Regions from separate parts of the Homo sapiens genome. Here region 1 is linked to region 2. The links are chromatin contacts, found by Hi-C or POLR2A ChIA-PET in ENCODE. All regions are on one chromosome and are shown on one strand. The core of a region is the stretch at or near the end of the contact, and the rest is flanking DNA. Distances in the headings are between cores, read along the strand shown.

Evidence for each region. A loop is a pair of places that touch in the nucleus more often than their neighbours do. ChIA-PET counts read pairs that join two places held with the same protein, here RNA polymerase II (POLR2A). Pooled maps may share reads with other maps.
Region 1: a pooled map shows a loop between it and region 2 (3-fold over the local background). The contact joins the promoter of SPEN here to the promoter of FHAD1 in region 2. A Hi-C loop is called at or near these places in 5 of 50 pooled maps. POLR2A ChIA-PET finds 5 or more read pairs at or near these places in 3 of 52 experiments (GM10248, GM12878 and activated naive CD4-positive, alpha-beta T cell).

Annotation. Positions count from the first base shown.
Region 1 is chr1:15,844,613-15,850,612 of GRCh38, reverse strand. It overlaps SPEN (spen family transcriptional repressor), which reads right to left and starts at 2,906. Exons shown (of 15, transcript NM_015001.3): 1 at 2,463-2,906. The coding sequence starts at 2,545. It overlaps SPEN-AS1 (SPEN antisense RNA 1), which reads left to right and starts at 2,466. Exons shown (of 2, transcript NR_024279.1): 1 at 2,466-2,505. RefSeq lists enhancers at 734-1,328, 2,752-3,263, 3,264-3,776, 5,656-5,755 and silencers at 2,000-2,419, 2,600-3,169, 5,986-6,000.
Region 2 is chr1:15,242,998-15,248,808 of GRCh38, reverse strand. It overlaps FHAD1 (forkhead associated phosphopeptide binding domain 1), which reads right to left and starts at 1,586. Exons shown (of 34, transcript NM_001391957.1): 1 at 1,414-1,586. RefSeq lists silencers at 1,321-1,560, 1,578-1,751.

The DNA.
Region 1 (6,000 bases), core at 1,657-4,156, 600 kb before region 2:
ACATTTCTTGTACATGCAGAAAGATAAACAAGAAACCAGAAATAGACATTACCTGGATTTTGGGGGGTGAGGGGAGGAAGTGTGGCAACTGGGAATTCCAGGGTCAGGGGTGGAGATTTTTCTCTGTATACCTTTCACATGCTTTGAACCCATAAAAATGTACTGTCTATTTAAACAACTAAATAGATTTGTTTAAAAATGAAAAAAAAAAACCTTTAAAATAAAAGAATTTCAGGGACACATGATCTGCTTAGTTTTAAAATAACCTGCTTTTATCAGTAGCATCTGCTTTTACTCTGCAATAGGTAAGATACTCCTTTGAATGCAGTCGTGAGCAAACTGCCAGCTAAGCCGTTTTTAATACAGTAATGTTCCTCCAGACTGCCGCTTTCCAAGGCAGCTCGAATCCTCCGCCCCCTCCTCCCTCTGTGCATTCTGAGATCGGCTCTGCTGATTCCCACATAAAGTGGGTCCTGGCCGCCATTTTAGAAAGTCATTCACACAAGCCAGACCGCAGCACCGTCCACTAAGAACCCTTCCAAAGCTGCCTGGGACGATTTCCTCTTTCTTCTCTCTGCCCCCTCATCTTGCAGAGGGGCCAAACTCCCAGCCATAAGCATGCAATGTCTCTGGAATCTGCATAATGAGAAATGACACGTCTAGGCACATAACACTGAGGAGCGAGCGAATGCTGCAATGCACGTGCTTGTACATCGGTGCATACGAATTTCCCAGGCAGAGACCTACAGAGAAAGTCCACAGGGGATTAAAGTGAGCACATCTAAGTGGTTTTTCCACTCCAATAATGTACACCTAAATGATTTTTCCATCAAAACACTGACGATACTCGAGGAGAAGCCAGGAGGTGGGGGGCGGGTAAGGGGTGGAGCAGCGCCAGGAAGAGAAAGTTCCCATCTGCTTCCCAATCCAGCCCGTGGTCTCCCCTTCATCCTAGGGCACAGAGGTGAATTTTTGCTCCCTGCCTCCCCCCGCCCCCGCCTGGTTTCTCAGGCACGACGTAGTAAACACCGGGAGAGTCCCTGGAAGCGCGCACCTCCCCCCGGCCTGCCGAGGACAGCTCAAGCAGGTTATGAATGGCCCCACGATTCCCGGCTCCTTTTCACACGCGGACACGCGCAGACGCGCGCTCCAGCGGCGAGGGTTTAATGCCCCAGTAACAGCAACCACCAACACAATCAATGATCCTCCATTTAAAAGACAGGAGCTCCGCCGCCGCTGCTTCCATTTCCTTATCCAAGCGGCTCAAAGCGAGCGACGCAATCTATTTTTCCCATGGTGACTCATTAATGAGGACGCTCCATAATTTCCTTCACTCACTACATAGTAAGGGAAATTAAAAGCCAAACTTAAAACCTTCCAGGGTCTTAAATATCGGAATAAACTGTCATTTTCGAGGACAACCACAGATTTGCTATGGTCCCTCTGAATCTGCACCAAGTCCAAGCCAATCGTCATTTTAATAAGTGTTTTATGCGGAGGCCTATCTGTTACGGTACACAGGCATTTCACAAAGAAAACGCACTACACGCTACTCAATAAGATGTATCAACGACAACATTTATTCTTATAATTCACAAAAATATTCAGGGGAGGTTTTTTTTTTAAGCTACATCTTCTCATCGTAAAAGGTTTGGAATGTTTTACCGTTTGATTCGGGAATTCAGGGGTGGGGGGCACCAGGGTCTTAGGGCGGCCTGGGAGTGCGACCCGAGGCTACGGGCGCCGGGGCTAGCAACCTCCTGTCAGACGCGGTCTCCTCCGCCGGGGACGAGGAAGCCCAAACGGGCGCACCAACTTATTTCACACCACTCTCCACCCAGCCCCGCAAAAACGAGAAACGTTTGCCATTCCCAGTGAGTTTCAAGGCTGCAAATCCTCCGGAGAGGTCCTAGATGGTCTCTCCGGGTCCGCGACGCGACCACAGTACCTACTGCGACTTCTGTTTTCGCACCGCCTTTCCCTTCGCACGGAACCCTCCCGAAGTCAGACATTGCCGAGCGCCCGCAGAGCAGCTTGGAGTGGCGGCGCCGGACCCGGCTGTCGGGCGGGCTCGGGTCCCGGCTGCTCCGGGCCGGGCACTGCGCGCAAGGACGCGACCCCGCCGCCCAGCGCATCTCCCACCGACTCCCGGGCTGACGCGAGGGCAGCCCCGGGGCGCCGGCTGCGTGGAGGCCGAGCCTCGGTCACCTCCCTCGTCACGGACGCGGCCGCCGGGGCCCCGCGGGCTCTTCGAAGGCGGCGCGGCTTGGCCGCCCGCACCGCCGACACCCGAGGCCCAACGCCGCGACGCGGGCCGAGCGGCTGACGAGGTCCCACAGCGCCCGTGGGTCCGGGCCGGAGTCCTCCTCACCAGCTCCGCGCTCCGGGAGGGGCCGGCAACGGGCCGGGGCGGGAAGCGGCGCCCGAGGAGCGAGCGCGGCCGCGGGCCTCGTGTCACTCACCGTTTGAAATGCTCGATGATCTTCTCTTCCCGCACGTTCTCGGGTAAGTTGCCCACCCAGAGATGCCTGGTTTCCCGGACCATGCTGGGCGGCGTGCCGGCGACCGCCGCTGCTGGCTCCCCCTCGCCGGCTTCGTACGAGACCGTCAGCGCCGGGAGGCGGGTGCCGGGGCGGCGGCGGCGGCGGCTGCGGCGGTGGCGTCGGCAGCGGCGGCGGCTCCTCCGGCTCCCCCCCGTGCAGAGACCATCCCTCTCCCCCAGGTTCTGACTCTCGGGCCTCGCAGCTCAGCTCTGCCGCCACCACACACCCGAAGCCGACCCTCGCGCTCCGGCAGCGCATGCGCCCGGGCAGGGGCGGGCGGGGGAGCGGGAGGAGGGGCGAGCGGGACACGGGCGGCAGCGACTACGACGGAGCTGGCGCTGTGGCAGCCGGACGCTTCCCACTGGCGCGCGCGGCCCGACTCCCGCCGCCGCACTGCCTCCCCCTCGCCGCGGGCGCGCGCGCGTCCTCCCGCCTGCCAAGGCGGAGAAGCTGAGTTCCTCCCAGCCGGCGCGCAGGCGCGCGGACCGGGCGACGAAGTGAGGGACTACAGGCGGGGAAGGAACGCTCGCGCGCTCGGCCCCGGTGCGCAGGCGCGCAGCTGCTAGTGGAGTCCCGCTGCTTGGCGGGCTCTCGGTCGGGTTCCCGCGCCGGGCAAGGGGCGGCTGAGGAAGCAGGAGCGGTCTTTAGCCCCTCCAGCGGCAACCCCAGGCCCCGGCCTGGTGGAAGATATGAAGAGAAATGCAATTGGTTTCCACAGGGCTACGGGTCAAAGCGGCTGCCAAGGCCTGTCCCCTAGAAGTCAGGACCCCTTCGTCCTCCGCTCACCTGGCGGCCAGCTCCTGGCGTTTCCGGACACTTAGATTCCTGCCTGCTTGGGAAAGCGATCAGAAAAAGGTTGCCCTTCTCACCGCTCTGCTGAACAGCGACGGCTTCAGAAACGCATCCCATCCAAGAGTCACTGGCTTGTAACATGAAGCAACTTTTTTTTTTTTAATACGGGGTCTCGCTCTGTTGCCCAGGCTGCTGGAGTGCAGTGGCACGGTCTCGGCTCACTGCAATCTCCGCCTCCCAGACTCAAGCGATTCTCCTGCCTCAGCCTCCCAAGTAGCTGGGATTACAAGCACCCGCAACCACACCTGGCTAATTTTTGTATTTTTATTAGAGACAGGGTTTCACCATGTAGGCCAGGCTGGTCTTGAACTCCTGACCTCAGGTGATCCGCCCGCCTCGGCCTCCTAAAGTACTGGGAGTACAGGCGGGAGTCACTGCACCTGGCCTAAGCAACTTTTTTATATAGAATCTTGCGAAACCGTTTGCAAGATACCCTTGCTGATCGCTGTGGTATAGAAGGAATAAAACGGAAATGAGACAGGAATCCAATATTGTTCCCCTCAGACCATAATTTAATATTTAAACAGAGAAAGGAATTAGACCTCTGGCCTTTCCAGGCCTAAGAGCTTTTGAAACCTACAGTTGAACTTTCTTTTTTTTTTTTTTTCCTTTGAGACGGAGTTTTGCTTTTGTTGCCCAGGCTGGAGTGCAATGGTGTGTTCTCGGCTTACTGCAACCTCTGTCTCCTGGGTTCAAGCGATTCTCCTGCTTCAGCCTCCTGAGTAGCTGGGATTACAGGCATGCGCCACCATGCCCGGCTAATTTTTGTATTTTTAGTAGAGACAGTTTCTCTGTGTTGGTCAAGCTGGCCTCGAACTCACAACCTCAGGTAATCCACCCGCCTCAAGCCTCCCAAAGTGCTGGGATTACAGGCTTGAGCCACCACGCCCAGCCTCTTTTTTTTTTTTTTTCCTGAGACCAAGTTTCACTCTTGTTAGCCAAGCTGGGGCACAATGGCGCTGTCTCAGCTCACTGCAACCTCCGCCTCCCAGGTTCAAGCGATTCTCCTGCGTCAGCCTTCCGAGTAGCTGGAATTACAGGCGCGCACCACCACACCAGGCTAGTTTTTTGTATTCTTAGTAAAGACGGGGTTTCACCATGTTGGCCAGGCTGGTCTTGAACTCCTGACCTCAGGTGATCTGCCCACCTTGGCCTCCCAAAGTGCTGGGATTACAGGCGTGAGCCACCATGCCCGGCCAGTTGAACTTTTATATAAAGGCCAATTTACAGAAATTCAAGGAAAACCCATAAAATTAAGGTAACTATATCGAGAGAAAAATAAAATTATTTATAATAAAAATACACAGAAATACCAGAGGTGTGCTGCTTCAGGTGCAAGCCAGATTTTTTTTTTTTTTTTTTTTTTTTTTTTGGAGACGCAGTCTCACTCTGTCACCAGGCTGGAGTGAAGTGGTACCATCTCTGCTTACTGCATCCTCCGTCTCCCGGGTTCAAGCAATTCTCCTGCCTCAGCCTCCCAAGTAGCTGGGACTACAGGCGCAAACCACCACGCCCAGGTAATTTTTTTACGTTTAGTAGAGGCGGGGTTTCACCATGCTATCCAGGATGGTTTCGATCTCTTGACCTGGTGATCTGCCCACCTCAGCCTTCCAAAGTGCTGGTATTACAGGCATGAACCACCAGCCCAGCCAATTTTAAATACTTGGCCTCATCGATTATCTCCTTAAATACAAACTAACTTACAAACGACACTATTTGAATTCGAAAATATTGTCACCAAAACCAATGGCACTAATATCTCAGGTCACCTATGCATAACTAAATTGTTTCTTTGTAGTCTCAGCTACTGGAGAGGCTAAGGCAGAAGCATCATCTGAGTCCAGGAGTTCCAAGCTGTAGTGCACTATGATTGTGCCTTGAAAAGCCCCAGCACTCCAGCCTCAGCAACATAGGAGAAACCCCTCTCTTAAAAAAAGAAAAAAAAAAGTAAAATTGGCTATTTACATCTGGCCATTTCTCTGTCACAATTATCACATAAGGAAAGTCAAGCTAACACCCTACTAACGAAACTCATGAACTATTCAGTACTGTGAACGTGGCTGCAGTTAGTCAACTGTTGAACTGATATGCATTTTTCTATGAAGCATGAATTTGAATACAAGCACCCAAGTTTGAAGCAAATTTTAAAATCTGATGTAAAATCTGATAGACTGAATTAGCTGAAACCTCTTGGGAAAGACCAGTGTCACCATGAAGAACAGTGTCACCTCAATTGTATTAAAAGGTGCAACTGACAAGAGGATTCAGAAAAGTGTCTCGCAATTAGAGAAATAAAAGGCATGTCTCGCCTTGAATGGAGGCTTCTGTTAAAATCATGATTTTAAAAAAAAAAAAAAAAGAGCCGGGTGCGGTGGCTCACGCCTATAATCCCAGCACTTTGGGAGGCTGAGATGGACGGATCACCTAAGGCCAGGGGATCAAGACCAGCCTGGCCAACGTGGTGAAACCTGGCCTCTACTAAAAATACAAAAATTAGCCTGGCGTGGTGGTGCTCACCTGTAATCCCAGCTACTCGAGAGGCTGAGGCAGGAGAATCACTTGAACCCGGGAGGCAGAGGTTACAGTGAGCCGAGATCGTGCCACT
Region 2 (5,811 bases), core at 337-2,836:
TGAGACCAGCCTGGCCAACATGGCGAAACCCTGTCTCTACTAAAAACACAAAAAAATTAGCCGGGCATGGTGGCTTGCACCTGTAGTCCCAGCTAATCGGAAGTCTGAGGCAGGAGAATCACTTGAAACCGTGCAGCAGAGGTTGCAGTGAGCTGAGATTGTGCCACTGCACTCTATCTAGCTTGGGAGACAGAGCAAGACTCTGTCTCAATTAAAAAAAAAAAAAAAAGGTCATCTCCTTCCAGGGCAAAGGTTGGGCACTGGCTAGCAGCCCCTTTTAAAAGACTGGAGTTTCCTGAGCTTGGGGTTCCTTAGCTGGGAAACAGACTCGCAGTGTGCACAGCATCCACCTGAGCTGTCCTGCATCACCCCGGGGTACTTGCAGGGCAAGGGGAACCAACGCAAACATGAGCTCACAGTGCCTGCTGTGCTGTGAGTAATAACATCCTTTGTCTCTGGTCCTGGAGTCTCTGGTCTTCTGCTAGCATCATTAAGCAGTGGCAGGCTAACTTAGCTTGCAAGTAGTGTAAAAATCTCAGACCCTTTGCATTTCCTCACAGTCTGTTCATTACTCCCCTCTGGCCCCCAGCGCTGCCATGCCTGACACATAGTGGTGCTCAGTAAATCATGAATGAATGAAAGTACAAAACAATGCTTAAAAGTAAGTCAGGGTAGCCTAAGAACCTCTGACAGTAACTACCTTTCATTTTCCCCTTCAGTATTTATCCTAGATGACATTCTGGAAAAAAAAAAAAAAGTCTATTTCTTTAGCTGAATGGGTTGGGCCCTATTTCCCCACTTTAATCTTGCCCTGTGCAGTCACTTTCCTACCTGAAAACACTGTAGAAAGTGATTAGATGCGTTAAACTCTGTAAATTAGTTCTAAGACACAGGGCACCGACCATGCAAAAGAGCAAAAGAGCTTCAGGCATCTGCACTCCCTGCTTATAGGTCACAAGTGAGATAGAGAAGCAAAATTTCTGTTGAGGGGTTACCAGATCTTAAGTGGCCTGGGAGCCCTAGAAATTCCTCAGTGTTGTATTTGGGAAGGGAGAGGTTAGGCAAGGGGGGAGTCTCTCTGACCGCCGGGTGGGTGTCGTTCGTAAGTCAGGGGCAGCAGGGATGCCCCTCCTAATCCCAGCTGTAACCCCCAGGACTTCCCAGAGTGGCATGGCTGGTGCCAAGGAGGGTCTAAGGCTCCCGGGGGCTTCCTCCGCGGGCGGGGTGGGGCCTGCATCTGGAAAGGAGGGGCTGGTGTTGGGGTAGCTACTGGGGTGCTCCTGGGGACCGGAGCCTGGATCCAGGAGGATGGGGCCGGGGAGCCACCCCTCCTCCTGCCAGGGCTAGTCCTCGCTGGGCCGCCCCTTCCGGTCCCCGGTCTCGGCCCGCCACCCCTTCCCGCGCCGCACTCACCTGGCGGGAGGAGGAAGCCCACGCTCCGACCTCCGCCGAGAGCCCTGCCAGCTCGGGAGGCGTCGGGCCAGCTCCGGGGCGAAGCCTCCCGGCCGCGCTCCCGCGGAGTCTCCAGCTCGCACCCGGCACCCCGCCCGCCCGGCCGGCCTGTGTACGCGCGTTGCCATGGCAACGCCGCCAGGCGCCGCGGGGTCCAGCCTAATAGATGAGGGCGTGGCCTGCGCGGCAGAGGGGGCGTGGCACCGTGCAGGGAACGCCCACTGGGTTACCGCCTGCTGAATGCTCCAGGCCCCACGAGCCTGCCCCATTTCACAGATAGGAAAGCGGAGGCTCAGAGGTCACAGAAATGGCCCAAGGTTTTACAGCGAGGAAGGAGCAGGGAGGAGATTTGATTCAAGAATCCTTTCCATTACCCCTCACTGTAAGCTGGATGCGTTGAGGGAGGGTCGGGGGCGATAGGGAGAGGTAGGAGATTGATGGAGCTGAACTCATGAGACCCTTGGAGGTTAGTATGCCCCCTGCCCTACCCAAATCTCTAGTCCTTTCCGTTACAGGCCAGAAAATAGAAAGAGTAAGAAGAGGGGATCTCTGGGAGTGGGGTGGGGATTGGGAAAGGGATGGGGTGGAATGAAAAATTTTGAAAGAATGAGGATTTCTTCCATGTGCTGGGGAAAAAATATTTCCAAACTCACAATCCTGCTGCCTCTGCTCCTCCCTGTTAAGAGTGACATTTATTCATTCTTTTGCCCTTTCTCTATCTCTGCAAACATCTTTTGAGTCCTATGAGTGTCACACGCTGATCCCAGAATACACCTGGAACAGTTACTGTCCTTAAGAAACCGCTTGTCAGCCGGCACAGGACTCGCGGGATGGAGTGTGTTGAGCAGATGTGCAAATCCTATCTCCCGCCACTATCTCCAGCAGGAAATCCTATCTCCTGCTGACTCTACCTGGAGAGTGATTCCTTTCACTGGCAGGAAATGGCTGACCAGACACCTCAAGAAAAACTCTAAACGTTTTTCTAAGAGAGATGAACTATGGCACATTCTACCCTAGTGATACGGTTTGGCTGTGTGTCCCCACCCAAATTTCATCTCGAATTGCACTCCCCACGTGTTGGAAGAGGGGCCTGGTGGGAGGTGATTGAATCATGGGGGCAGACTTCCCGCTTGCTTTTCTCATGATAGCGAGTGAGTTCTCATGAGATCTGATGGTTTAAAAGTGTGGCACTTCCCCCTTTGCTCTCTCTCTCTCCTGCTACACCATGTTACAACATGCTAGCTTCCTTGCTTCCCCTTGGCCTTCCGCCATAACTGTAAGTTTCCTGAGGCCTCCCTAGCAGTGCAGAACTGTGAGTCAATTAAACTTCTTTTCTTTGTAAATTATTCAGTCTCAAGGAATTACTTTATAGCAGTGTGAGAACAGACTAATACACCTAGTCAATAGGAAGAGGATCTGAGAGAGAAATCATGGACATCGATTTGTGGTGGAATATACAGTGAAGATGCTCAAACGTGCCTGGAGGCTTTTAGAAATGCGGACTTCTGGGCACAGACCCCAGAGATTCTGATTTAGCAGGCCTGGGACATAATCCAGGAATGTGCATTTGCAACAAGCTTGACAAAACCCTGATTTATGCAGCTGAACTGCAGAGACCTCTCCCGGAGCCTGTCCCTACAAATCTCTTCCAGGCCCTCAGTCTGGAAGGTTCTGCCTGGATCAGTTTCCTACAACCAGAAAGATTCTAGGCGTAAAATGTTAGGAGGGACCACAAGGGCTGGGACCCAAGTGATGGCTTCACAGGAACAGAGAGGGTCAAGCTCAGCTTCCCACACGTTTCTGCCTCAGAGCCTTTGCTCTTGCCCATTCCTCTGCCTGGAATGCACTTCCCCTCAAGAGTCTCCTTTGCCTTCTTTACTTTAGCTTTTTACTCACATATCATCTTTTCTAAAATTGGTTTTTTGAAACAATGAAACAACCACCATGAAATCTAATAAACAACAAAAAAGAGCAAATAAAAACAATAAGAACAGCAAAAGCAAATAAAAATAAGAACAACAAAAGCAAATAAAAATAAGAACAACAAAAGCACATCCAAACAAAATAAAAACCTCAACACTCTATCCCTCTTCCCTTCTTTTTGCCACTTGCTATAGTTAGAATATTTGACCCCTCCAAATCTCATGTTGAAATTTGCTCCTCAGTGTTGGAGGTGGGGCCTGGCGGGAGGTGCTTGGATCATGCGGGCGAATCCCTCATGGATGGCTTGGTGCTGTTCCTGTAGGGTGCATGAGTTCTCACTCTATCAGTTTCCTAAAGAGCTGATTGTTAGAAAGAGCCTGGCACCTCCCCCTCGCTCACTCTCACTTCCTCTCTCATCATGTGATCTCTGCACATGCAGGCGCTACTTTCTGCCAGGAGTGGAAGCAGCCTGAGACCCTCACCAGAGGCAGATGCTGGCACCATGCTTCTTGTACAACCTGCAGAACTGTGAGCCAAATAAACCTCTTTTCTGGATAAATGACACAGCCTCAGGTATTACTTGATAGCAACACAAATGGACTAATACATCACTTATCATCAACTCACATACTATTTCTTTATTTATTTATGTTATTTATTGTGTCTCCCTCCCTGACCCCTGGTAGAATCTAAACTCCATGAAAGCAGGAATTTCTTTTTTCATGTTTTGTTTGCTGCTGTGCCACCAGTCCCTAGAACAATGTCTGAATGAATAAATATGCAGGGGGAAGCCCCTGCCACCCTTCTGAAGCCCGGCCTCCTGTCCTCTGAGGACTGCTGGGCTGACCTGTCCTCGCCCCAGGATGTCGGCTTCTCTAGTCCCCTGCCCAGGCCTGAACACCACCTCCATCCCTACCACCACCCCTCCATGCTTGTCTTTGGTCAAACTCTTGTCATTAACATGAACCCAGGACACAAACTTGCTATCAGACAGACCCCAGTGAAACCCAGGCTGGCCATGAGCTGGAACAGCCCATGCCCCTCACCAGGCTTTGAGAGATCATCTGTTGCTGTTAGCTGATATCTCAATGAAAAACAAAAAATCCTAAACTGAGAGCAAAGCTGACACTCAGAATCAGTGGAGCCGAAGTTGCCAAATCTTAATTGGATCCTCTGTCCCTCAGGATGCCACTGTTATCTCAAGGGTGTGCAAAGTTCTTGAAACCCAATTCCGTATCATCCATTTTCATTTCAAAAACAGAAAATCAAATACCCAATAACTTAGGGTTTTATGATATAATTTCCTGGGCTGAGTAAGAGAGTTGTACATTGCAATTAAACAGTGATGCGGCATTAAAAATACTGTCCCTGAAAAAAAAAAATAGATGTTTCTAGATTACTTGTGCTTCTTGGCAGTGCCTACAGTTAACCTTTTATTGAACTCTTGGTGACGACGAAGCCCATATTGTAGGAAATAAGGCTCAGAGACAGGGAGAAATCTGCCTAAAGTCACACAGCTAGAAAATCTGGCAGGATTTGAATCGAGATGAATGTGACAAGGAAGGTATTTCCCCTGGGGAACTACAGGTGACAGCTGTCACAATCACAAGATGCCACTTACTCACAACTGCTTTCTCTCACTTCTGAGCAGCCTGCACTCTTGTCTGTCCAAAGGTTCAGGCAGTGCCCAGGGCAGGGAGTGAAGGGGGCATAAGCCCAGAGGAGGCAGCTTAGGCCTGCCACCCACATTACCTGCTGACATTGGGCACTAGGCTTCGTTCCTGCAGAACTTCTGCCCCCGTAAAATCTCATTCCTTCCCAGCCACCTTCTCTGGGCTGTTCTTGCCTGGGGAGAGCCTAACCCTGTGCTCCATCCTCAGAGAACTGTGTGATGTTTCTCCTGCTGCCCTTGCATTCCAACATGAAATGAATGCTGGCTTCAGGCCCCAGCCGCGGCCAGGAGAGGTGTGGAGGCTTCCTCAGCCTCTATGGCATGAAAGAGAGCCAGAGAAAGAGCAAGAACAAGAGAGTAAAGAGTGCAGGAAATAGCCAAGCTGTTGCGCAGGGTGACGGATGACAGAGAGCAGAGGGCCCACTAGAGACTCCACGGCCCATTAGTAACCTGACCATATAAGCTTAGAAAGTACAGATTTTTATATACAGACCTACACACAGAGACTCATGAAAATAATTTCAAACCATGGAGAGAATAACTGGCAACTGAGGCTTTCTGCAGCCATCCTTGCCTTTTCCCGTGGCAGAAAATGAGAAAATATGGAGCTTCGTCTCATGTCGACTCTTTCATGCTGGTTTGGAGCATTCAGTTATCTTGCAAATCATTTTTCAAAGTCAGTTCCCCTTGGTTCCTTGCGCTTTGCTGTGGGGGGGTCTGTCTGTACCATCCGTTCAAAAACTGCAAAGTGTGCTGGCCCCACC